Regions from separate parts of the Homo sapiens genome. Here region 2 is linked to region 1. Evidence: chromatin loops called from intact Hi-C (ENCODE). Cell type or tissue: K562. All regions are shown on one strand.

The links. Peaks named below come from ENCODE experiments on the same cell type or tissue, not always from the same donor. Only the 100,000 strongest peaks of a DNase experiment are listed, where the experiment ranks them.
Region 2: it touches region 1 in a loop (5-fold over the local background); 2 of 110 quality-filtered maps call a loop at or near these places.

What each region holds. Positions count from the first base shown.
Region 1 is chr7:45,255,965-45,263,964 of GRCh38, forward strand. LOC107986736 (a long non-coding RNA gene) reads right to left here and starts at 4,100. Exons shown (of 2, transcript XR_001745014.1): 1 at 3,572-4,100; 2 at 2,071-2,428. In K562, a CTCF peak has its summit at 4,244 (motif pointing left); a DNase peak (open chromatin) is centred at 4,227; H3K27me3 peaks cover 3,209 bases.
Region 2 is chr7:44,970,602-44,978,601 of GRCh38, forward strand. MYO1G (myosin IG) reads right to left here. Exons shown (of 22, transcript NM_033054.3): 2 at 6,262-6,470; 3 at 5,963-6,056; 4 at 4,883-5,048; 5 at 4,573-4,626; 6 at 1,514-1,624; 7 at 1,072-1,188; 8 at 234-458; 9 at 1-136. Among named protein-coding and RNA genes, the nearest start is that of MYO1G, 4.4 kb to the right of the region's middle. RefSeq lists a silencer at 3,383-3,462. In K562, a CTCF peak has its summit at 3,341 (motif pointing right); a DNase peak (open chromatin) is centred at 3,340.

The DNA of each region.
Region 1 (8,000 bases):
ATCTCATTATACTTGTTAGTTTGATTAAAAATGTTTGATGGTACCATATGCATGACCACTCAGATCCTTGGCTCTTAATAAATTTTTGATTATGAGTATTCAACAGTGATGTTTTACCTAACTCTACTGTTACATCACACCATGGACTATCTGCATTCTCTCTACTATTAGGAGTAGTCATCAGTGCCTTTAAAGGTAATCAGCTTAGAGAGCCAATTCCAGAAACCCCAGAAGCAATTCAGAAAGCTCCTGAAGATTTAAGATCTTAAGGATTCTCAAAATGCTTAAGATTCTGTTCCTCTAGAACCATCCTTGGTATTAAAATCTGTAGTAGTCCATATAAACAGAATCAATAGGTGGTAGAAATCTGTCTGTATCTGTATTTCTCCAGCTCTATCTCGATGTCCATCTATCTATATTTATCTATAGACAGAGGAATTGGCTCATGTGATTATGGAGGCCAGCAAGTCTGACATCTGCCGGGCGGGCCAACAGGCTGAAGACTCAGGGAAGAGTTGATATTACAGTTTTGAGTCCAAAGTCAGTCTGGAGGCAGACTTCCCTCTTCCTCGGGGGACCTGAGTCTTTTTCTCTGAAGATGTTCAGCCGATTGGATGAGGCCCACTCACACTGTGGAGGGTCACCTGCGTTACTCAAAGTCTGCTGGTTTCAACGTTGATCTCATTTAAAAACATACCTTCACAGCAACATCTAGACCGGCATTTGACCAAACATCTGGGTGTCATGGTCTAGCCAACTTGACACATACCACAAGCATAATTTGAGATAGGAAATAAACATGGGAGAGGTTTGTTGAGGGGACAGGTGGCCACAGAGTCTCAGTAATGCCCTGTTCATACCCACTTCACAGCCCTCTGTGGATGGAAGCTAACTAGTCCCAGGAGGAGTCATGAAGAAGTGGTGGCTGGCTTTGGGAGTAGCCTGCCTCATGGCACTGCTAGTCTCTCCTGAGGGCCCAGCCGCCCCTGAGGACCCAAGCTTTAGGGTGAAGACTAGCAGATGAGCAGGACAGAGAACTGCTGATGTACAGAAACTGTTCTCTTGCTCTCTTCCTCCACGCCTGGGCCTGAGAACCTGGAGCTAGCTCTTTTTGGAGTTACAGAATTGGGAGAGAGGCCTTGGCTTCTCCTGCTATGACTGACTGATGACATGAGGAGCAGGGATGGTATGAGCCCTCAGACCTGGTTCCTTCCAGACCTGCCTGGGGCAAGTGGTGGCCCTGCTCCTCCCGTGCAACCCTTCCTTCTGGAGGGTCAGGAAGCCTGTCTCTCTTTTCCTCTTTGTCCCTGGTGTGTCCTTCTGGGTAAATGTGTCTGCTCTGCACACTTGAAGCTGCCCATGGAGGGGGTGTGTAGGTGGGAAGGAGTCCAGCTGTGGCTGCATGCCAGGCTCCAGAGTTTCCAGTGCACCTCACCAGTGGCAGAGTTGAGACACACATGTGCACACATGCACACACATGCACATACACATGCATACTCATGCACATACCCACAGCCACACACATACACATGGACCCACATGCACACATGTGGACACACAGAGACACACATGTACATGCACACACATACACATTTTCTATCAAACTGGCCTGTTTCCAGTTGGCTCCAGCCCACCAGGTGGGCAGTGAAGGTATGCTTACTGTCCTTAATACTTGCCCTAGGGGTAGTGACAGTGCTATTACCAGCTCCTGTGACTTTGTCACCAAGAGAAATCACAGATAGTTCCATATCCAATTACAGTTACGGCAGATACTCTGAAATATGGTTTCTCACCAGTGCTTTAAAATTACGGTGCTTCATAGACACAGGGAGGGGAACATCACACACTGGGGCCTGTCGGGGTTGGGGGACAAGGGAAGGGAGAGCGCTGGGACAAATACCTAATGCATGCGGGGCTTAAAGCCTAGATGACAGGTTGATAGGTGCAGCAAACCACCATGGCACATGTATACCTATGTAACAAACCTGCGCATTCTGCACATGTATCCCAGAACTTAAAGTGAAATAAAAATAAAATAAAATAAAATGAAATTACGGTGCTTGCTACACATTCTGCTGGATCTCGTTGTATTTAATGCATAATGAAGAAACACACATGTCACAATATCACAACTCCATTGCCTTTCAAATCGTAAGGGTTTTAGTCCATGCATTGGAAAACATTATTCTGCTCCTAGTCACATCTTTGGACGCCAGGACTCTTCTGACATGCCACAGGATAACTGTCCAAGCAACAGTCTACCACAAATGGTAGACACAATCACACTAAATTCCAGGAACCAATAGAAAATCCTCAGTGATGCATTCAACCAGGCCGAAAGCAGGAGAAGCAGAGGACACAGGCCATGGGGGTTGCTGGGCTCCTGCAGGGTGCTGGGTTATCTCTCCTCTGAGTGAGAAGGAAAGTGCTGGAAGGTGAAGGAAGATGATGGGATTTAAAACAGTGGTTCTGAAACATTTGCACTTGGTGTTCTTAAAAATATTGAGGGGACAAGGAACTTTTGTGTATATGTCTCTCCATGTTTAACATAAGAAATCCAAACAAAGGAATTTAAAAAATAGGAATACAAAGCAACCGTTCCATTCCATTAGTCATGGAGGTGCCAGAAAGCTCCACTTGGGAGAAAGTGAGAGTGAAAAGGCATTTTTTTCTTAGTATTTTTATGTCACAGGTATCCCAAAGGAGGCTGGGGGTGCCCACAGGAGTCCTCAGGGAGGCTGAGGTCAGGGGGAGGATGGGGAGCCCGGATGCTGTTTTGCATATGACTGGTGAGAGAAGCCTACAGACACCCAGGTGGAGATGTTACAGACAGACTGGAAACATGAAATGGCATTAAGGGGGAAGTCTCAGCTGGAGGTAAGCATTTAGGGGTCGTCCACATAGAGGTGCATTTGGAACTGAGGATGGAGTGTGAGGAGGTGAGAGAAGAGGCCCCAGACTGGGAACAGGAAAAGCTGGCACCAGAAGGGTGGTGTGGAGGTGGAGGGCAGCCAGGGATGGGAGAGGATGGCAATCAGTGTATGCCCTGACCTGAATGTGCCACATCTGTGCTCTGCTGTCTAGCCGGTGAGCTGTTTGCAGAGCTCTGGCTTTTGGATGCAAACAGCTCACCAGGACCCACATGTCTGGATGGTGGGGAAACCACTCCTTTCCCGTGAGCAGGCTCCTGTCTTCCCTTGTGTCTCCTCTGTGTAGGGAGGTGTCCTGCTCATTCATGCAGGGACTTCAACAGAAAGATGACCTTGCATGTGGGGAAAGGAATGGAGGTGCCTGAGACAATGCCTGGAGCCCCAGCTGCTCCCTGCTCCCCACATCCTGCCCTCCCCAAAATGGGGTTGAGCACCCAGCCCCACCCACCGCCATGGATCTCAGTGGCCCCTGCCTGCTCCTCCCAGGAGAGTGGAGATGTAAGGTAACTGGGGGGACTGTCCAGGCCCCCATGGGCGCCTCTGGTGAATGTCCATCCTGCTGCTCCCTAGAAAATTCCCTGCAAATAGAAGACGGCAAGGAGGGCTGCGAGCTGAGTGTGACTGTGGGTGAGGCCACTCACCTGCTCAGAGCCCCAGTTTCCACATGAGAAATTAGATCCATCCTGATGGTTTCTAGAAGTTAGAAACATGCAGTGGCAGTTGAAGAGCTTCTCAGTTCTGACCTCGGGACACACGTGTCCCCTTCCTTGGGGACTGCCTGTGCCACCTCCACTGGCTTGGTCATCTGGGTTCATGGTTCACACCCACCCTTCCAGGCTGCGGTTCCCTCCTGCTCCAACAGAAGGACCCTGTAGTGGAGGAGTGAGGGTGTACCTGGACACCAGCGCAAGATAGGAGGGGCCCCTGATTTCCCGGACGCCAGCTCGGAGCAGATGGCCTGGCAGGGAGGTTTTGCTTTTGCGCAGGGCCACAGAGCAAGGTAGGAGGGGCATCTTCAGATATTCTCAACCGGAACTCCTTATTCACACCAAATTGTGTTCTGACTTCCACCGCCATTCGTTCATTCATTCATTCATCCACTCAACAAATAAGGAGCAGCTGCGTTCCAGGCGCTGGTTGTGGCTGTGGCAGGGTGCAGGGAGCAGAAGTACGCGGTGAGACGGTGCATGCGCGCGCAATCAGATCCGGGTTAGCAGGATGCATCTTTGAGGTCCCCAAACCAAGCCACCTGCACGGACCCAATATCTCTGGCGCGTCCCGAACGCCGTGGATTGGCGTCTGCCGCCCCCTGCCGGCGGCGCGCTGCACTGCAGACACTGAACTCGCCCAATGGGTGCGCTGAGGGTGGAAGACCCTGACCCTGCTCTTCAAACCTCAAAGGGCAGTTTCTTCTCACTGATGAAGGGGCTGGTTGCTGTCTTAAGCATGTAAAAAGGAGGGCCATGCCTTTGAGGAGTGAACCGGGTTGTCTCATAGATCTGCTTAGGTTTGATTCAGAGCATCTCCAGCGCTCCCGTCCCTGGTGCATTGTAGAGACAGGAGCTGGAGGGGCCTGGGGACCTGCGGACCCAGTGTCACCTGCCCATACCCTTACACATTTCACAGACTAGGAGGGACAGGGAAAAGGGCTTTGCACATTCAGGGAGAGTTAGGGCTAAGACCATGCATGGGGCCCTCATCCCCTGACTTTCAGCCCAGGGCTCCTCCCATAACCCCGGAGTCCTCAAAGAAGCCCTGGGACAGCCTGATGCTCCTCCTGGGAGGACTGAGCTGGGGACCAGGGCTGGAGTAGGGGGTCCTTGTGTGGCTATGGTCCTTCCAGTCCCTGTGAGCTCGGCTATGACTCGAGTTAATGACCTTGAGAAAGCTCTGAGCCCTTTAGGCAAATGCAAGACGGGTTATAAGCTACAAGAGCAGAAAAACAAAGGGAAAGCGAGGAAGCCGGCTTTCTGGATGGTCTGGCAAATGCAGATCCCAAGCCTCTATACCGCAGAGCCAGGCCCAGGTGAGTGGTGTGGTTCGCCATTTGCTGGTTTGGGTCCTGAAACTCCTCATGTGAACCCCATGTTTCCTTCTCCACATCTGGGAGGTGACCAGGCTGGGCCTCACCTTGTTTATTGGGCTAAGGGCACTGCCTCTCATTAAAATGCAAATTCCTCAGGAAGGCAAGGCCTCGAATTATTAAGTTACTGGTAGAAAGTTTTAAATACATTTCTTTAAAAAGATGTGCTAAGGAGATTAGAAAAAGCTGGGAGACACGGGCTGATCAGCGATTATTGTCCCCAGGGAGCTGACTTGCGCATTTCAGGGGGTAGTGGTGGAGGTGGGCTCTGTGGGAACTACATGCTGGGTACAGGCTGCCGGGGAGGACCTGATATCTGGGAGCAGGTGACAAGGCCTCTCATCCTGACAAACTGTGGGAGATGCATAGCTGAGGAGAGAAGAGGGAGTGAAGGGAGTGGGGTCAGGCCCAGTGTCCCAGGACTTTGTTAGGACAGGCAGTGGACTGTGTTTCTAGCTCCCCACAGCAGAACATGGCTGTTATTAATCTCTCCCTTTCCAAACAGTGACACGGAGGCACACAGAGACTGAGGGGCAGGGTGAGTCAACTGCTCATTTTTGTCAGCTAGTGGGATAATTTCTCTTAGGGAGTGAACTAACTCTGTTTAGGAGAGTAACTAAGAGGGTAGAAGGCACAGTCCAGAGGGCATGGGTTGGGCAGAGAGAACCTAGAAACAGTGAAGCAAGCCTGCCAAAGAGTAGGGCCTCTGCTGCCTGGGAGAGAGGAGAGACCACGAGGGAGGGAGCCATGGAAGAGACAGAGCCAGGCCCATGGCCTTGGTCAGCAGAAAAGGCTGGGGGACTTTCAGGTGTCCAAGTTTTACAATTACTTTTAATTTATTTGTGCACATACCCACTTAGATACATCATTTCATTTAAATACGCACATGTGGTCACACAACATTTTAAAAACGTATTTATTTTAAATAATTTTCAGATGATAATTTATTTTTTTCTTCCTCGCCTTCTTCTCCTCTCCCTCCTCCTTTTTGCTTCCAGGGTGACTCATGTCAAAAACATTGTGGATGTCCCTTTCCAGTTTCCTATTGACTTGTGTATTACCTTACAGCATTTCTCCCCATTCAGCTGTCCCTAGTAGAAATCCTTAGGCTAACCTGGTACCACCGATTCATAGTCTTTAATGGCTGAATAATAACCCACAGTGGGAATGTGCTACCATGATTGATCCAGCCATCTGCCTACTAAAGGGCGTTCACTTTGTTTCCAGGTTTTTGCCATCGGAATAGCTTTGCATTCAATGTCTCATGCATAAATATGCCTTTATCTACTGGTGCTGTTATTTCTTCGGGACAGTCCAAAATCTTATGATACATGTTAAAACGTTGCTGGAAGTCAGGAACCCTGAACGGAGGGACCGGCTGAAGCCATGGCAGAAAAACATAAATTGTGAAGATTTCATGGACATTTATTAGTTCCCCAAATTAATACTTTTATAATTTCTTATGCCTGTCTTTACTGCAATCTCTGAACATAAATTGTGAAGATTTCATGGACACTTATCACTTCCCCAATCAATACCGTTTTGATTTCCTATGCCTGTCTTAACTTTAGTCTCTTAATCCCATCATCTTCGTAAACTGAGGAGGATGTGTGTCTCCTCAGGACCCTGTGATGATTGCGTTAACTGCACAAATGGTTTGTAGAGCATGTGTGTTTAAACAATATAAAATCTGGGCACCTTGAAAAAAGAACAGGATAACAGCAATGTTCAGGGAACAAGAGAGATAACCTTAAACTCTGACCACCGGTGAGCCGGGCGGAACAGAGTCATATTTCTCTTCTTTCAAAAGAAAATGGGAGAAATATCACTGAATTATTTTCCTCAGCAAGAAACATCCCTGAGAAAGAGAATGTGTTCCTGAGGGTAGGCCTCTAAAATGGCCGCTTTGAGGGGTGGCCGTCTTTTATGGCCGAAGACGTAGGGATGAAATAAGCCCCAGTCTCCCGTAGCACTCCCAGGCTTATTAGGATGAGGAAATTCCTGCCTAATAAATTTTGGTCAGACCGGTTGTCTGCTCTCAAACCCTGTCTCCTGATAGGATGTTATCAATGACAATGCGTGCCTGAAACTTCATTAGCAATTTTAATTTCACCCTGGTCCTGTGGTCCTGCGATCTCGCCCTGCCTCCATTTGCCTTGTGATACTCTATTACCTTATGAAGCATGTGATCTCTGTGACCCACATCCTATTCATACACTCCCTCCCCTTTTGAATATCACTAATAAAAACTTGCTGGTTTTACGGCTCAGGAGGCATCAAGGAACCTGCCGACATGTGATGCCTCCCCCGGACACCCAGCTTTAAAATTTCTCTCTTTTGTACTCTGTCCCTTTATTTCTCAGACTGGCCGACACTTAGGGAATATAGAAAAGAACCTACGTGAAATATCGGGGGTGAATTTCACCTGTATCTGGCTGAATTTCCCCCGATATATGTGCATTTCAGAAAGTTAAAATCTATAGCCGTAGAGCTAGGCTGTGTTACTTGCATTCCTACCAGCAATACATGAGGGTACCATCTTCCTTGGATTGTCACTTAGTGGGTGTTATCACTTTTTGTATTTTTACTAGTATAATTCTTTTAAAGTGATATCTCATTCTTTTAAAATTTTAATGTCCCTAGTAATTTTGAGCATCCTTTCACATTTGTTAGCTGTTCAGATTTGCTCCTCTGTAAATTTCTTTTCTTATCCTTTCTCCATTTTGACTTTTCCATATCAATACAACAGAGCTCTTATATATTATAGATATTAACCCTCTGTCATCTCATGACAAATATTTGTTCCCGATTTATCATGTGTTTATAATGTCTTTTGCCATATGGAAGTCTGTTATTCTTTTGTGAAAAATTTTAGTTAGAAATAGTTATAGACTCATAGGAAATTGTAAAAGTAAATACAGAGTCCTGTGTACCCTTCGCCCACCTGCCACATTTGTGATACCTTATGTAGCTAAGTCACTAATGTT
Region 2 (8,000 bases), 290 kb before region 1:
GAAACACCTCGAAGCCATAGATGTCCAGCACGCCAATGACTGTGTCCTTGCCATCACGCCGAGGATCCCGGCCCCGGGGTTCCATGACACTGTTGATCCTGTTCACCACCCACTCAAACAGCCGCTGGTACACTGCCTGGGGGATAGGAACACCCTGCTTCCTGCTGCCTCTGGCCTGGCCTCCCCCATGAAGGCCTCCTGGGCTTCCCTCCCTGTGCCTGCCCCCAAAGTACCTTGGCACAGGCATCCCGGGCATAGCTGGCCTCAGCTGCAGTGTGGCCCTTCTCTATGAGTTCCCTGCCTCCCGAGGCAACTGTGCGAGCCAGCAGGGAGCGGAGCACGAGGTCCCGGGGTGTGGCCGTCAGCTCAGCCACATGGTCCACCAGTGCCTCCTCGGCCACTGCCAGGCCCTCCTTCTGCAGCCCACCCTCCTCCGTCTCCACAAACTCGATGTTTCCCTGGTGATGGGAAAACCATGAACAGTCCGGGCTCCATGTCTCAAAAGAGCCTGGACAACTTTGGACAAGAAGGAGGAAGGAAAGCAGGGGACATGGATGCGGTAGAGTACAGCTCCTTCTCAGACCAGCATGGTCAGCTGCTCACCATGGGCACAGACACAGCCAGAGACTGGGGGAAGGGGGCATGGGCACACCAGAGTCTCTGCCAAGGCCTCGAGGCCTCGAGTCCAAATGACATGTGAATGACCCCATCGCATCCTCCCACAGCCAGCGGAGCCCTGCACTACTTACTCCTCATGCCGCTTAGAGAGAACTGAGGCCAAGAGGCACTGAGTAAATGCAACCAAAGCCACACAGCTCATGACTGCACTAAGAGGCAGTCTGCATGATGCTCAGCTTTTACTGCGCCTGGCTGACCTGGCCCTAAGAATGGGGTCTGGACCATGTATCAACTGAGCTCATCACTCGAGCAGCTCAGCTTCTGCAGGAGAGGCAGTCAGCCTAGCACATTGCTGGGGCATCTCCAGCCAGTCTCCTCCTCATCCCTGGGTGCTTCCCAGCCAGGAAACCCTTGTGGGGAAGTAGCCCTCCCAGGCTTCTGAGCCAGGCTCACCAGGTGCAATATGGCAGCCAGGATGCGATGCACAGACTCCACCTCTTCAGGACTGAAGCCGATGACCCTCATGGCCTCGGTCACTGCCTGGTGGCTCTGCTCATCACTGTCCAAGGCCTAGGGTAGAAGGGATTCATCACTCCAAAGCCACACTGGGCCCAGGACACCTGTCTCCCTTGAGGCTTGATTCCTCCATCCTAGGCACCTGCTCACCCCTGTCCCCTGTCCCCTTCCTGAACCTGATTACTCCAGCCTAAGCACCTGCTCACCCCTGCACTCTGTCCCCTCCATCAGCCATTTTCACTCCACCCCGAGCACCCTCCCCACTCACGCAAACAGTTCACTTCACCCTGGCCTGTGCTGAGTGCTGCCCATTCCCTACCACCACACTCAGGCCCTGACACTGAGCCCAGTTTGAGCCCTTGGTGCCCCTCACACTCACACTGTGCACAGTCATGTTGAGTCCTGCTCCCTGGTGTGTGAAATTGTATACAGCAGGGTTTCTCTCCAAGTGCAGTTCATGCAGCTGCTTGTCCTCACTGCCTCTCAGCAACTAGAGGACACAGGCATCCTTTAGACAAATAAGCTCCCAGGATGTCCCCCTGTACACACACACAGGCAGGAGAACAAACAGACTTGCGCTTCCTTCCAGTATTGAACGAACAAACGTGGGGGAAGGTCAGACAGTGTGAACAGTTTCTGTGTGCCAGCAAGCTCCCCATTCAGCTGTTCAGTGGGTCAGGGAGCTCCACTTCAGTGGGAGCTATGACTCCACCATGAAGTCACTGTTCTTGTGCCAGACCTCATCTTGGTAGGGAGCTCAGTCCCTGTGGAGACATTGCCCTCGACCCAGGGGGATCCCACCTCAGTGGGTAGCTCAGAGTATGTGGAGACACTACCCGGGTCCCAAAACCTCCCACTGAGTGAGGAGGTAAGAGTTTGTGGACAAACTGCAGAATCCTAGGGAGCTCCACTTCAGTGGGAGCTCAGAGTTACTGGAGACCCTGCCCCTGTCCCAGGAAGCTCCCACCTCAGTAGGGAGCACAGGTTCCGTGGAGACATTGCTCTCCACCCAGGGAGAGCCCATGTCCTAGGGAGCTCAGCGTCTGTGGAGACACAACTGGTGCCACATGAACTCCCACCTCAGCAGGGAGCTCAGAGTCCATGGAGACACTGCCTGTGTCCCAAAAGTTCCCACTTCACTGGAGGTGGTAAGAGTCTGTGGAGATCCTGCTGTTATTCCAGAGAGCTCCACTTCAGTGGGAGCTTAGAGTCTGTGGAGACCCTGCCCTGTGTCCCAAGGGGCTCCCACTAGTGGGAAGCTCAGATTCCACAGAGACAATGGTCATGTCGCAGAGAGCTTCCACCTCATAGGGGAATGGAGAGTTTGTGGAGACATCGCCCATGTCCGAGGGAGCTCCCAGCTCCGTGAGGAGCTCAGAGACCATAGAGACACCGCCAGTGTCCCAGACAGCCCTACTTCATGGAAACTCAGAGTCTGCGTGGACACTCCTTGTGTTCCAGAGGGCTCCCACCTCAGGGAAGCTCAGAGTTCTTGGACACTGACTGATTCCCAGGGAGCTCCACTTCAGCGGGAGCTCAGAATCCGTGGAGACGTTGCCACTGTCCCAGTGAGCTCCACTTTGGTGGGAGTTCAAAGTCCAAGGAGATAGTGCCCCTGTCCCAGGGGGCTCTTACCTCAGAGCAGAGCCCAAAGTTGATAGAGACACTGCCTGTGTCCAAGACACAGCCCACCTGAGTGGGCAGCCCAGAGTCCGTGGAGACACTGCTTCACATGTCCCACTGAGCTCCCACCTCGGTGGGTAGCTCAGAGTCCTTAAAGACACTGTCCATGCTCCAAAGAGCTCCATTTCATGGGAGTTCAGAGTCTGAAAAAAACTCTCTGTGTCCCAGGGAGCTCCCACCTCAGTGGAGAGTTTATAGTTCATGGAGACCCTGCCCAAATCCTGTGGAGCTCCCACCTCATGGGGAGCTCAGAGTCTGTGGAGACCCTGGCAACGTCCCAGGGAGCAATCCCCTCAGCCAGGAGCTCAGAGTCATTAGAGACAATGCCCATGTGCCACCGAACTCCCCCTTCAATGGGGGAACTCTGAGTCCATGGAGACCCTGCCCATGTCCCAAAATCTCCCATTTCAGTGGGGAGGTAAGAGTCTGTGGAGATCCTGCCGGAGTCCCAGGGAGCTTCATTTCAGTGAGAGCTCAGAGTCTGTGGAGACGCCCTCTGTGTTCCCAGGGGCTCCCACCAGGGGGAGGCTCAGAGTCTGTGGAGACACTGCCAGTGTCTCAGGGAGCTTTTACCTCAAATAAAGGTCAGAGTCCACAGAGACACTACTGGTTTCCCAGTGAGCTCCCACCTCAGTGCAGACTCACTGGAAAGACAGCCCAGGGGGCTCCCACCTCAGTGGAGTTCAGAGTCCTTACAGACACTGCTGTGTCCCAGAGAGTGTGACTTCAGTGGGAAGTCAGAGTCGTGAAGACACTGCCGTGTCCCAGGGAGCACCACACCATGGAAGCTCAGAGTCCTTAAAGGCACTCCTTGCATCCCAGGAGGCTCCCACCTCAGCGGGCGGTTCATAGACCCTGGAGACCCTGCCCGCTACCCAGGGAGCTCCTGTCTCATGGGGAGCACAGAGTCTGTGAGACACTGTGCTTGTCTCAGGGAGCTCCCACCTCAGTAAAGAGCTCAGAATCCATGGAAACACCGCCTGTGTACCAGGGAGAAACTGCTGTGTTCCAGGGAGCTCCCACTGCACTGGGGAGCTGAGAGTTGGTGGGGACCATGTCTGTGCTGCAGGGAACTCCTAACTCAGTGGGGAGCTCCAAGTCCCTAGAGACACTGCTCCAGTCATAGGGTGCTCCCAGTTCAGTGGGGGAGTTCGGAGTCTGTGGAAACACTGTCTGTGAACCAGAGGACACAGTGGGCAGGCCACAGTTTGCAAACACACCGCTGGCGTGCCAGGGAGCTCCACTTCAGTGTCAAGCTCTGAGACTGCAGAGACACTGTTTGTTTCCAGGGAGCTCCCACCTCAGTGGGGTGTCAAAGCTTGTGGAGACAGTCCCTGGGCGCGCCTATCTCACAGAGGTGCTCAGAGTCAATGCCCGTGTCCCCAGGAGCACCACTTCAGTGTTGAGCTCTGATACCACTAGAGACACTGCCTGTAATCCCAGGGGAAGCCCACCTCGTGGGGAGCTTATTGTTCACAGAGACACTTATGGGTCCCAGAGAGCCCTCATCTGGAGGTGTCTCAGATAAAGGGGACATCCTGCTTTTGTTCCCTGCAAGTCACACCCTCTTGTTTGTGGGGTGTGGGGTACTGGTTGGGGTGAGTGTGGTGGGGAGTGAGGACGATGGGCTAGGTGGGGTTGAGTGGGCAGAGAGGGGGAATTGGGGTAGTGATGGAAGGGTCACAAGCTGGTCCAGCTTGCTGCCCTCCCTTTCCCCACCCCATTTTTCCACCTCCCCTTGCCCTCAGGGCTTACTTGGTAGAAGGCGTGGAAGTTTCTTTCACCCACGTGCTGCTTGAGGACCCGAGACTGAGGAGAGAGGGGCAGATGGACTCAGGCCTGGGAAGGAGTCTGACCCTGGGGACCCCATCTGAACATTCCCAGGTGCAAGGCAGGCTGGGGGTCAGAGAGTCCTGACTATGAGGACACTGAGGCCCAGAGAAGGGCCACAGGGAGAGACAGCCCAGCCCTCCTAAGCTGCACCGTCGGGATGGGTACCTTCCCAGGCCTGGGATGGGTCTCGGCCAGGGCTCCCCATGGAGGTCTCCTCAGCCCACCTGCCCACCTTCTCCAGTAGGTAGCTGTGGATGTGTCCTCCGATCGGGTCCCCCTTGAAGTCAAAGTTGATGTCCATGTACTTGCCAAAGCGGCTGGAGTTGTGATTGCGGTTGGTGCGGGCATTGCCAAAGGCCTCCAGCACACAGGTGGACTTGAGCAGCACGTCCTTGACCCTGTCAGGGCAGAGGGGCTGGGTCTTAAGGCAAAGACTTCCCATCTGGGGAATGCTGTCTCTGCCCCTGAGTCTTCCCAACAGAAATCACAGCATCTCAGGATGAGTTCCTCTGAACTTGCTGAGAGGGAACCAATGGCCTGGCCTCGCCCAGTGTTGCCTCTGAGGTTGTGTGACGGTCACTTCACCTCTGAGAGGCTGGGAAATGCACTTGCCGGGCTGGCTGTGCTCAGCATGGTCTGTGTAGCATTGAGGTCCTTGTTTCTCACAGCCACCTCTTCCCCTCCCAGGCCTCAGCTGCAGCCTGGGGAGGAGGGGCTGTTCTGACCACTGGGCTTTAGACCTCCAGCTGCAGGGGTGGGCAGTGGTGCTGGCCATATGTGCTCAGGAACTGACATTGCTTGTCCCCCCTGAATCCCATCTCGCTGCCTCTTGATAGGAAGAGACAGGCACTGACAGAGGAAGCTGCTTCCATAAGGGACAGGTTTCCTGGTTTCAAGGCTCCTGGCCATCACCCACACAGCCACCTGGCATGCTTGGCCATCTTGGCCAGGGCCTGCCAGCTTCTCCAGGTTTCCATGGAATCTGCCTGCTGCCCTGTCCATGAGCCATTTCAAGCATCTCTGGGCCCTGCTGCACTTCTCCTCATCCTACCTGTGGCTGCTGCCTCCTCCCAGCTGGTAGGCCCAGTACCTTGGCTAGGTCTCACCCACCCAAGGAGAGGTCCTTGGCATGGGTCACCCTGTCTCACCTCCGGGTGTGTTGGCATTATCTGGAAACTTCCCAAGTTCCCACTGAACTTGACCTGAGCTAGACTCCAGTTGCCGTCTCTCACTCCCCAGAGCCAGCCCTTCCTGCCACACTGAGGTCCCTGGCCTGCCATGCTGAGGCCCAGAGCTGCCCATTGCCACTCACCTCTCCACCTCAGCCCTCTGGCTTGGATTGGTGACAGCAGCGATGTACTGCATGATGTGCTTACTGGCTTCTGTCTTCCCTGCCCCACTCTCCCCTGCCGGAAAGACCAGAGTTGAGAGAATCAGCCAGGTTCGCTCTCTTAGCCCAGCTCCCTGTGCCCACTCACACCCCCAAGACTGGCAAGATGGGGTCCTAGGGCCCCCATCAGGACACAGGGCACAGGAGATGCTCTAATGGCCCTCCCAAATGTTCACAAATGAAGATGCCGAGGGTGGGGGCCCGGCGGCAGGGACAGGTACCTGAGATGACGATGCAGGTGTCCCTGGACCGGTGCTTCATTGCCTTGTAGGCGGCGTTGGCCACAGCATAGAGATGGGGTGGCCGCTCATAGAGCTCACGGCCCTGGTACCTGGCGATGGCCTCAGGCCCATACAGGGGCAGCTCCTGGTAGGGGTTCACGGACACCAGCACCTCACCGATGTAGGTGTAGATGCGGCCCTTCTCGAACCTGGACACAGCAGGGGTAGGCCTCAGCACTCACAGGCTTACAGGCACCCACAGGCCTTTCGCCAGAGCCCATATCAGGGCCTGGCCCCAGTAGGCCAGCGCTCCCACCCTGACGGGCTGAGAGTGGAGAAGGAAGAAGGGGGCAGGTGTTGACCTTGCGTCTCCCTGGTGCCATCCTGGGTGAGCTGAGCCACTCAGAGACTGTCTCCATTGCGGCATAGAGTTTGGGGTCCACAGTGGTCTCCCCAGGGATCCCAAGGTCACTGGAAACATGACCACTCATTTTGCAAAGGAAACAGACTTGCCCAAGACTGCACTGGGTGCCGTGAGTCAGGGCTGGCTCCTGGGGTGAACCCCGCAGGGCAGATGGGGAGATGGGGTTGAGAAGTGACTGGGCTGGGAGGGGAAGGAGGGGCCTCCTCGGCTGTTTCCTGTCTCAAGGCCTGGGCGGGAACCCAGAGACAAAAGGGGACCCCACCCAGCCCCACCCAGATGACAGGGAGGGAGTTGATGTCGTTGTCTTTACACCCCCGACCCCCCAGCCTGTGGCCAGTGGCTGCTGCCTCTCCCCTGGCACAGCCTCAGACTTCTTGACCCTTTCCTTCACAAACCTGGTCCCCAGTGGGGGTGGATGTCTGCCCTTCTCTTGACCTTTCTGCCCCTGGGAGGAGGACTGGCAGGCCTGCCCCTCAGACCCATCTCCCCTTGGTGTGTGGTACCCACCCTTCCCTGGATGGCCCTGTCTCCCGGCAGCCTGTCCTGGGTGGGCCTGTCCTGAGGTTCCTCTTTCTCCACCACCTCTGACATGGGTTTTCCTGGGCCTAGCTCCCATCCTCCTACAAGCTGGGGATGAGGGCACAAGTCACCCACGTCTCCAGGGCTCAGTGTTCTCCTCATCAAAATAGAGAGGACAATGTTTCATAAGCTCATTTTATAAGAATGAGGTAGAACAATGTGCACAAAGTGCTTAGCTCACGTCCTGGCTAGCCCTCCTCTTTGAGCCAGGCTCGTGGTCTCTTGCCTTCGGTGCTTAGTGGGGATCCTGGTCCCCAAGCTCTCCCCAGGGAGCTTCCGGAGTACACAGCGAGTGGCCTTCTGCCCCTCCCTGGGAGTCCTGGCAGGAAGCCCAGCTGCCTGTATGGCCACCCTACTGTGCCATGCCCCTACCTCCCGGGCTTCTCCCTGCCCTCCACCTGCCCTCCTTGATGGTAAATTGGGCTCCAATATCACTTCTACCAACTGTGTCCTGTGATACTCCATGTACCCCAGGAGAATGTCACCTCAACTTGGTGGGAATGTTTGGACCCTAGGGTGGAGCCTGACTGCTTCATCTCAGTGTCCCCAGGGCTCAGGCCAGGCCCCATGGATGAGATGCATCGAGGGAGCATCAACAACTGGCTGGGAAGTGGCTGGAGGGAGGTGCCCCTGGTCCCTCCTGGAAAGATAGTGCCTGGTATGTATCTGTCCAAGAAGTGTCATGCCCTGGCCCCGTCGGGCAGGAAAGAAGGGGCAGAAGATGCCTGGACTGTGT